3 separate regions of the Homo sapiens genome follow, and regions 1 and 2 are each linked to region 3. The links are chromatin contacts, found by Hi-C in ENCODE. All regions are on one chromosome and are shown on one strand. Each heading gives the region's core, a stretch centred on a gene start or an enhancer-like site at or near the end of the contact. The rest is flanking DNA. Distances are from core to core; before and after follow the strand shown.

The links. Hi-C counts contacts between places; a loop is a spot of excess contacts on that map. Pooled maps may share reads with other maps.
Region 1: a pooled map shows a loop between it and region 3 (6-fold over the local background). The contact joins the promoter of AUH here to the promoter of NAA35 in region 3. A Hi-C loop is called at or near these places in 4 of 50 pooled maps.
Region 2: a loop to region 3 is called in a pooled map, with 14 times the contacts of the local background. The contact joins the promoter of PSAT1 here to the promoter of NAA35 in region 3. A Hi-C loop is called at or near these places in 7 of 50 pooled maps.

What each region holds. Positions count from the first base shown.
Region 1 is chr9:91,360,018-91,363,226 of GRCh38, forward strand. AUH (AU RNA binding methylglutaconyl-CoA hydratase) reads right to left here and starts at 1,901. Exons shown (of 10, transcript NM_001698.3): 1 at 1,611-1,901. The coding sequence starts at 1,872. RefSeq lists a silencer at 1,632-2,071.
Region 2 is chr9:78,295,848-78,298,777 of GRCh38, forward strand. PSAT1 (phosphoserine aminotransferase 1) reads left to right here and starts at 1,278. Exons shown (of 9, transcript NM_058179.4): 1 at 1,278-1,423. The coding sequence starts at 1,364. RefSeq lists enhancers at 364-633, 524-1,107, 1,108-1,691 and a silencer at 1,644-1,883.
Region 3 is chr9:85,939,393-85,942,488 of GRCh38, forward strand. It overlaps NAA35 (N-alpha-acetyltransferase 35, NatC auxiliary subunit), which reads left to right and starts at 1,754. Exons shown (of 23, transcript NM_024635.4): 1 at 1,754-1,881; 2 at 2,763-2,891. The coding sequence starts at 2,768. RefSeq lists a silencer at 1,658-2,337.

The DNA.
Region 1 (3,209 bases), core at 651-3,150, 5.4 Mb after region 3:
AAAAAAAAAGAAACCATGATACCCAAAAAAATTTTCGTTTATTATCTTTTATTATCTGATATTCTCTCTTCTGTCCATTCAGATCCTAACTTAAAGTCTGTCCAGACATTCTGCACAAATATTCCTTTAATTGCATTCAAGTCATAACGACCAAAAAAATAGAATATGGTGCATATTAGTAGCTGTACTTGCAATCCCTTTATATCTAACATATTGTTGGTACACTTAACGGAAGTGAAGTCCCGGCATGACTAAGCTTACCCAAAAGATGATGGCATTCAGGCTCTAATCACTCCAGTGCTAGTCTATGCTTCCAGCTGAATTTCTTACTATTCTGCTTATGCCACACTTGCCTTATGTTACGTCCCAAATACACCACACATGTTCACATCTCCATGCCTTTGACCATGTTCTTGTCTCTGTCTGGAATAATAAGTAAGGAATAAAGTCATTCATCACACTCCTGAAGCACTGCTACGTGCTAGTGGCAATTTACATTAACAATCTCATCTCATCTTCATAACAAACCTATAAAGTTGGTATTGTTTTTCCTGTTTTACACGTGAGATAAGTCTGCCCAAGAACCCTCACAAATGGCAAAATCCACTGCCTATTAAAGAATGCCTTGGAACCCCTTTCAAATGGCGAAACCCTGCAGGTATTACAGCCCTTTCCTCTTACCATGCCTTGAAAGTTCACACAGCCTACTAATAACCAGGATCTGCTTCACTACACTAAAACCAATCACGACTTACACGCTTTTCACTTCTGCTTAACAGATTATAGGTGCTCAACAAATGCATGTCAAAATTAAAACACTGGTCCTCTGGCTTAACCCGGAGGTTAAGGGTGGAAACTGCTATTCCACCCTTCACGACCCTTTTAGCTTTTCCCTGCACTGCCAGTGAAAGGAACTGAGCTGTAACAGTATTCCCTAGGATTGTCAGCCTCCTTCAAAGCCTTCAAAGCTCTGTATTGTATTGCTAATGATGTCTCCTCCCGTAGAAGGTAGCTCAAGGGCAAGATCCATACCATCCACATTCTTATCGCCAGAGCTGAGGAAAATAAAAAGTGCTCAAAATTGTTTAAATGAAGTGGAACAGTCCCTCAAGACTAACTTTCTAAGAGAAAATGAACAAGAGGAAAAATTGTTCCAGCTGAGCAGCTTCAAATTTAAGATTCTCCGTAATAATAAAAGGCAGTTTCACCGCAGCTTTTACAACTCCACCACTAATAGCTGAGTTTACAGAAAGCCATTACACAGCAACAATAAAGCCTGGTAGCAAGGATTAAATCCCCAGGGTATATATTGACCTTGGCTTGTCTGGAGCGGAGGGCGTAAGCTGCACTTCTGTTTGCCGCGCTGAATGCGGTCACTTTACAGGTAAGCTGCTCGGGGGTACACGTTTAGGTTATTAAAAGCAAGAAATAGGTGCACAAGGAAGCGGCCACGCTGGGTGAGTAGGGAGGTGAGAAAGGGGAGGGACCCAGGTTCGGTGCGCCTGCCTGACCTCGACCCCGCGTCCTGCCGGCGGACGCTGCACCTTATGCCCGTCCTGAGAGCGAGCGGCCGCCCGCTGCCCCGCGCCTGCCCAGCGTTCGCACCTCACCTCGGTTCTCCTCCTCCAGGTGCCGCACCCGCAGCTCGTCCTCCGTCTTCATCTCAGAGCTGTAGCCCCTTTTCGGGGCGGGACCCCCGGCCGCAGGTACCCAGCCCTGGGCCCAGATCGCCGGGCCCGCTCGCCGGCCTGCCAACGAGCCGGGCAGCCTCAACCCCGGGCAGAGCCACGCACTGCAAGCGGCCACCAGGCGGGCGCCGCCAGCATGCAGGGATCCCAAGGCCCCAGGTGCCGCCGCCACCGCGGCCGCCATGTTGTCTGTTTACGGCGTGGACCTGCGACGGCCGCTCCGCCCCCGCCCGGCGCCGACCTGCCGCGCGCACGCGCACGGCGTCCGGACCCGCCGCCTCGCTCCGGCTTGGCCCCGCCCTCCGGAGCCGTGTTCCCGCCCCTCACTGCCCCGCCGAAGCCCGGTGACCCGAGGCCTTGCCCCATTCTCCAAGCGAGATTGGATGGTTTGTCCAATACAAAAGGAAAGAAAGTAGTTTTCCAAGGTTATGGAATAATTCAGGGAAGACTTTTCTATAAGAACCACCCGGAGGGAATTATCTCCCCGTACTCCCTGGACCATGCCCTGCGGTCCTGTGTTAAGTAAGCTGCAAAAGTGAACAAAAAAGTTTTGTCTCCTCAAGTTGGCTGAAAGTGTGGCAGCCCATCGTTGGTCACTGCCTTACTTATGGATCTCAGGTTGTTGGTTTAGCGTCCCTGATAAGCATAAATGATGTTTACTACGTGGCGTTCAGGAAAAGGATGAGAACAGCAAACAGGCAAAGGAGTTCTTTCTCCAGCCCACCCACTCGTACCGATGTCCCATGGCCCTTCCTGGACGGAAAGAGTCTTACAGGGGTTCAAACAAGCCATACGCTGAGATGGGATTTAGAGTATGTAGCTCTTCCAGAAACTCGGGATATCAATTTAGTGTGTAGGTACTCATCAAAGCACGTTGCAGTATAATTAATGCTACCTAGCTTTTATCAGATCTCTAATGGGAAAGCTTGCATTTAAGAATACTGGGCAGGGGGCGGTGGCTCACGCCTGTAATCCAAGCACTTTGGGAGGCCGAGGCAGGTGGATCACCTGAGGTCAGGAGTTTGAGACCAGCCGGGCCAACGTGGTGAAACCCTGTCTCTACTAAAAATACAAAATTAGCCAGGTGTGGCGGCACACGCCTGTAATCCCAGCTACTCGGGAGGCTGAGACAGGAGAATTGCTTGAACCCGGGAGGCGGAGGTTGCCCTGAGCTGAGACTGCACCATTGCACTCCAGTCCAGGCAACAAGAGTGAAACTCTGTCTCAAAAAAAAAAAAAAAAAAAAAAAAGAATACTGTTTGAAAAGTGTGCTGCTATGAGCATACGTCTAGTGCCACAGAAATTTCTTGTATTTTTTAGTCCTAAGCAAAACATCCTTCATTATGTCCTCAACTTTTATCCAATGTAGAAACAAAAAGTAGACTGAATTCCATTACTGCATCTGCTGTAAAATGATGTTGAAGGCACTTTTATTTTTATTTTTATTTTTTATTTTTTGACAGGTTCTGGCTCTGTCGGCCAGGCTGGAGTGCAGTGGTGTGATCGCCTCTCGCTGCAACC
Region 2 (2,930 bases), core at 28-2,527, 7.6 Mb before region 3:
AACTTTGTCCTCCAATTCCCAGATCCAGAGCAGTGCCTCTGCTCTCAGCCCCATACCGCCCACATTCTCATTAGGAAAAGCAAACAAAAGCCAAAGTCCTGTCCAGTTACAAGCCTTCTCTAAACGGGGCAGTTGGACTGTATATATTCCTGGCGCATCAATTTTACTCAGACAGGGAAAATATTTTTACATTAAAAGAAACTAGGTTAAATTATGGTAGAGAATGCAAAATTCACAGTTTAAAAATGATGAAATTCCAGACTTCAAAGGAACTTCTTTCTTGCAGGGTAGGGGGAGGGTATTCTGTTTCAGAACCCCATGCGGGTCTCCACTGGAGTTCTTTTGAGAAGGACACTTCTGTGGAAAAGTTTGAGCAGCTCTGGCCCTGCGCCTGGCCTGGCTAGGGGCCACCTTCTTCTGGTTTGGGCTGCAGCGCCCTATGGGTATCGCGTTCTTGTTAATATCTCCTCACGTTTCTAAACTCACAGCTTGTCAGCGCGGGCGCAACCTGAGAGCTGTCGCAGGTTTCCAGCTCACTCGTTTCCCAAAGGAGGAAATGGAGAATCAGCGACTTTAAAGGACTTGCCTGGCGGGCATCCACGCTTCCCAGGCTATCGCTCCTCCCTGCGTCCTTGGCCACCTCCGTTCTTTAATCCTGCAGGAACTCAGGACCCACGTGCAAATACAAAGAACCGTATCCACCCACCCCCGGCCCTTCTTCATCCTGCGCTTCCAACCTTGGGGGGGTCCTCTCTCTCCACTGGGGTATCTGACGCCCGTGGGGGGTGCTTAGAAAAGTTTGGTAGATTAGTGACTGGTGGTTCTGGAACAAATACATCACAGCCCAAACTGGGGGCTGGTGGTGGAGAGGTGGGTGGATGGGGGCTACAAATCTGCTCGGCAACTGCCCTTTCAGCCAAGAGAGAGGAGCTGAGGTCCTCTGGGGTTGGAGGACTGGAACCGGCCAGATTGCGGGCTCAAGGGGCGAAGGCAGGTTGGCAGGGGCAGCCTCTTCCCGCCGCCCACAATCCTCGGGCGGGCGCGCAGCCGAGCCGGCTCGGCTGGCTGGCGCAATCTCGCGCGCTCCTTGCATTGATCAAAAATGGGGGTTGAAACAGTAAACGCGAGGAGGAGCAACTGCTTCGACTCGGCTCAGAAGCGCGACCAATGGGGATGTGAGCTCCTTCGCGCGAACCAATTAGCGCAGGGCCTGCGACAGCACGGGCCAATGGGGCGCCGACTCGGCGCAGGAACAAGGCGGGGGTTCGGGGCCGGCTGCAGACTCTCACCGCAGCGGCCAGGAACGCCAGCCGTTCACGCGTTCGGTCCTCCTTGGCTGACTCACCGCCCTGGCCGCCGCACCATGGACGCCCCCAGGCAGGTGGTCAACTTTGGGCCTGGTCCCGCCAAGCTGCCGCACTCAGTAAGTCCCCGCGAGCGGGCGCCGGGAGTGAGGTTCAGGCGGGAGCACGCACGCGGGTGGGTTTGCATCCCTGCGTGTGGCAGTCGGATTCCCGCTCCCTGCCTTGAGTCCCCTAGGCGCTTTGCATCAGCGTGCACAGCGGGATCAGCAGCTCCGGCAAGCGGGCTTCGGGAAGAATGCAGTTGGTGAGGAAGCTCGGCGAGGCGTGCCCGTGCAGCTGCCCCTGGCCCTGACTGCTGGTGCGAGGCAGTGCACGACTCAGCTGGCCGGGGCCTGCTGTCCCGCCGGTGCCACGCACCTGCAGACGCCCGGGCTGTGCCATCTCCTGGGCCGGTCCGGGGGCTGGGGCGGGGCGAAAAAGAAAAAGCTCTGATCTCTGCCTTCGCCTCGCGCAGCTGTGCGGCGAGCCCGGGCAGTGTGGAGCGGATGCATGAATGGACATAGTGTGAATGAGTGATGAACGGGAATGAACCGATGACAGGTTTTGCATATGCAGTGGATCACGTTAGCTGAAAGGGATTGCAAACTTAAAGGTCCGCGTGTGCGTGCCCCCCTACGCCTTACACCAGTGTTTGCTTTAGCCAGCACTTAGGAACACTGCTTTTCAGAAATGTAAATTTGAAAACCTTCAGTCCAGCTTTCCCCTCCTTGTCCCCCATAGAACCTACCCTTTCCTAAAGCCTTTCTCCCCACCCCCCTCCTTTTTTTAACCTGCTTGTCCCCTAAAGGCGTTCGAGTATTCTAACTCTGGTAGACTTTGGGCTGCTTAACCCAATTCCCTGTTCATTTCGTTCTGGAGTAAACCGAGTGATTGAATTCTCTCCCGGGCCACAATCAGATCTTGCTGGTGGAACTCACTCTCTGCCTTCCCAGGCCCCAGCCCGGCTCCTCCCCTCCCCCGCCAAACCCACCGTCCCCAGCCCCACCCGCAGTGAAGAAGGCAAAGTCTCCGATGTGCCTTGAGCCCATTGTCAGGCGGCTGCCGCCGCCGTTAGATTTTTATTTTTCTAACCAGGATAGAGCTGATAATATGTTGGAGCAGCATGAGGCATAGCCAAGTATTTTACAATTATCAATTGTTGAGCAGAGTAGAAATCTCCCTGGGACAGAGCCTCCTCTGTGTTGTGGTAAGAACAGAGAATCCAATTTTAAAGGGGAAAGGACTTCTTACTTTTCTAGGGGCAGCGCTCACAGTAGCTGAGAGGACAGGGCTTATTTTTTCTCAGTGGTTACAGTTCATTTTAGGCGAGATTCCCTGCTCCAGCTGTGGAGATGTTTCCTGTAGCCTCCTCCTGCACCCCCCATGTTTTGGAGTGTTCCCAACGTTTGTTCCCTATGTATTTCGTTATTAATTTATTACTATAATTGTAATGGCAATTGTCATCAGTAATACAATTATTTGTTATTAATTTTTCTGGGAGGATTTTTGCCCTTGGACTGCATGTAACCTGGGGGGCAGGAGGGTGAGGGGGCAGGCAGATGTTGCTTTTTATGTATTTCCTTGATT
Region 3 (3,096 bases), core at 504-3,003:
CACACAGGCACTACCTTAATCGAAAACAGAATATTTACATCACTTCAAATCAAGCTCTATCCAACTTAGTCTCTTCTTGAGCCCTGAGCAGCCACTAATCTGTCTTCTGTCACTATAGATGTCTTTTAAGAGCCTGGGGTCTCACTTGGGGAATCATACTCTTGCATTTGATTTCTTACTCTGTCGCCCAGGTTGGAGTGCAATGGCACCATCTCGGGTCACAGCAACCTCTGCCTCCTGAGTTCAAGGGATTCCCCTGTCTCAGCCTCCCAAGTGGCTGGGATTACAGGCGCACGCCACCATGCCTGGCTAATTTTTTTGTATTTTTAGTAGAGACAGGATTTCACCATATTGGTCAGGCTAGTCTCCAACCCGACCTCTCCACTGCCAGCCTCCCAAAGTGTTGGGATTACACGCATGAGCTACCAGCTACCAAGCTCAGCCTGATTTCTTTTACTCAATATATTTTTGAAATTCATTCATGTTGTATGTCAAGTAGTTTATCCCTGTTTATTGATAATTACATTCATTACATTGTATGGATATGCCACAAATTGTTTTTATTCAACAGTTGATGGACATTTGGGTTGTCTGTAGTTTTTGATGATTAAAAACAAAGCTGGGCCAGGCACGGTGGCTCATACCTGTAATCCCAGCACTCTGGGAGGCTGAGGTGGGCAGATCACGAGGTCAGGAGTTTGAGATCAGCCTGACCAACATGGTGAAACCCCATCTCTACTAAAAATACAAAAAACAGCCTGGTGTGGGGGCAGGCGCCTGTAATCCCAGCTACTCGGGAGACTGAGGCACGAGAATTGCTTGAACCTGAAAGGCAGAGGTTGCAATGAGCCGAGATCAGGTCACTGCACTCTAGCAGGGGCGACAAGAGTGACACTCTGTCTCAAACAAAAACAAAAACAAAGCAAAACAAAGCTGGTATGAACATTAACGTACAAGCCTTTGTATGAATATGTTTTTGTTCCTAAGTAAATTCGTAGATTACTGGATCGAATGATAAGTATATGATTATAAGGAGAGATTGTTAAGTTTTCCAAAGTGGTTGTACCATTTTGCATTACCACCACCAACATAACAGAGGTCCAGTTGCTCTGCATCCTTGCCAACATTTGGTATTATCTTTTCCATCTTTTAATTTTGGGCCATCCTAAAGAACAGGTGGTGATAAAGATGTGCTTCTTACCTGCGCCCGTCTATTTATGTAACCCCATTTAAAAACTGATCATTTTATTAATAAATTAAAAAAATCTAAAACATATAAGAATCTGAAATTAAATGTCTGGCTTGACTTTGCAGATATTTTGAATCTATGTTTCCTCACGAAACTCCCAGGCGCTGTATAGGAAACATAAATCCGTTGTCAGGCAGCAGTAGCACGCTGTTGCTCTCGGAGCTTGGCTGCTCGTTCGTGCTCGCAACCACTAAGGTCTACGCAAACCTCCACGGTTTCCTTCCGCCTTCGCGTCACCTTTCTAAGAAATTCCCAGAGGGCAGCGCAGACGGGGCGGGCTCTGAGACTCCGGGCTCCGCCTCTTTCCGGGAACCGCCCACTACCCAGGACTCCGACAGAGGGTGAAAAAAGATAACTTCCGGTCTCGCGATCGTCTCTAATCTCGCGAGAAGAGAAGGCGGCCGCCATCGGCCGAACGGAGGCGGTGGCGAGGGAGGGGGTGTGGCCGGGGAGCGCGAAGTCCCCGGGAGTAAGGGAGAGGGGGCGGGGTCGCGCGTCCCGGGCATACGCATGCGTGCACGCTGCCGGTCGGGCTGGGCTGAGAGGGGAGGGGGCGGCGGCGGCCGAGGCGGCGTCGTTATTTCCGTGGTCCGGACAGTGCGTGGCGGCGCGGGTGACCACGGGAGAAGTAGGTAGGGACCGCCCCTGCGTAGCCATTGAAACCCTCTCGCTCGTGTGTCCGAGAGCCGCAGCCCCCCGCGCGTGTGGCAGATCCTGGGGACCCCAGGTCACCCTGCGGCCCCGGCCCTCCCGCTGCGCGTCAGGTAGGAGCGGCGGGCTCCCCAGTGCCCGCTGTCGGCCGAGGCCCCACTCTTGCCCGGTGTTGCCGAGGCGACGACCCGGCGCCGGACGTGCCCGCCCTCCCGCGCGGCGACAGCTCTGTCCTTGCTTATGCGCCCAGTGGGACCGGGGCTGGGCTGGGCTGACCCGGGCAGGGCGGAAGGGAAGCGTGTGCCCGCCTCAGGTGTGCCTCGGCCCTAGGCCCGGCCGGCGGGACCCTGCGGTGCCTGCCGGCTCCTCATTGCTCCCGGCGAGGTTCTGCCTGGGTCCGGGCCGGCTCTGGCCCGGGAGAGGTCCCAGCGAGCTCTGGCCAGATGAAGGGCTACCTTGATTGACTTCGGTAGCTGCCGCATGGGGTCCTGGGCTGCGAGAGGGGACCCTGAATAGTGCCTTGGTCTTTTGTGGCTATTATTGAAAGTTGGAAGCTCTGGAGTTGTTCTTTTCGGGCCAGAGGTGAGATGGTTTGTGATTTTTCTTCTTAAACAGTAGGAAGGCAAAATGTTTATGGGCCCTGGTAGGTGGTGGGCTAATAGTAAGCAGCAGGAGTGTTAATTGACGTGCGATTTGATTGCATTAAGGTTATTCTTTGCAGTACTGTCCTTAGACTCAGAAGAGTTCTGCTTTAAAGAGTTTAGTTAAGACTTCATCCTATGCTGAAACAAACACCCATTTCTGCAAATACTCTTGCCCTGAAAGCTACATCCTCTCTCTTACATCAGTATTAATTTTACAGGCATAATGGTTATGAAAGCTTCTGTAGATGATGACGATTCAGGATGGGAGCTCAGTATGCCAGAAAAAATGGAGAAAAGCAATACAAACTGGGTGGACATTACCCAAGATTTTGAAGAAGCTTGTCGAGGTGAGTCTGATTTTTGGATTAGAAGTTCAGCATCTGGAAGGGGTAGAATGACGATTGTGCTTTCTAAACTTACCTCATTAGATGAAATCAACAGGTAAATGTGGTTTGTTGAGTTTGTTAGCCACACTTATTCTGTATCCTCTAATTTTAACTTTAAAGCAAATGTATATTTGATACAGCATTAAATACAGATGTTGAGGCAGTA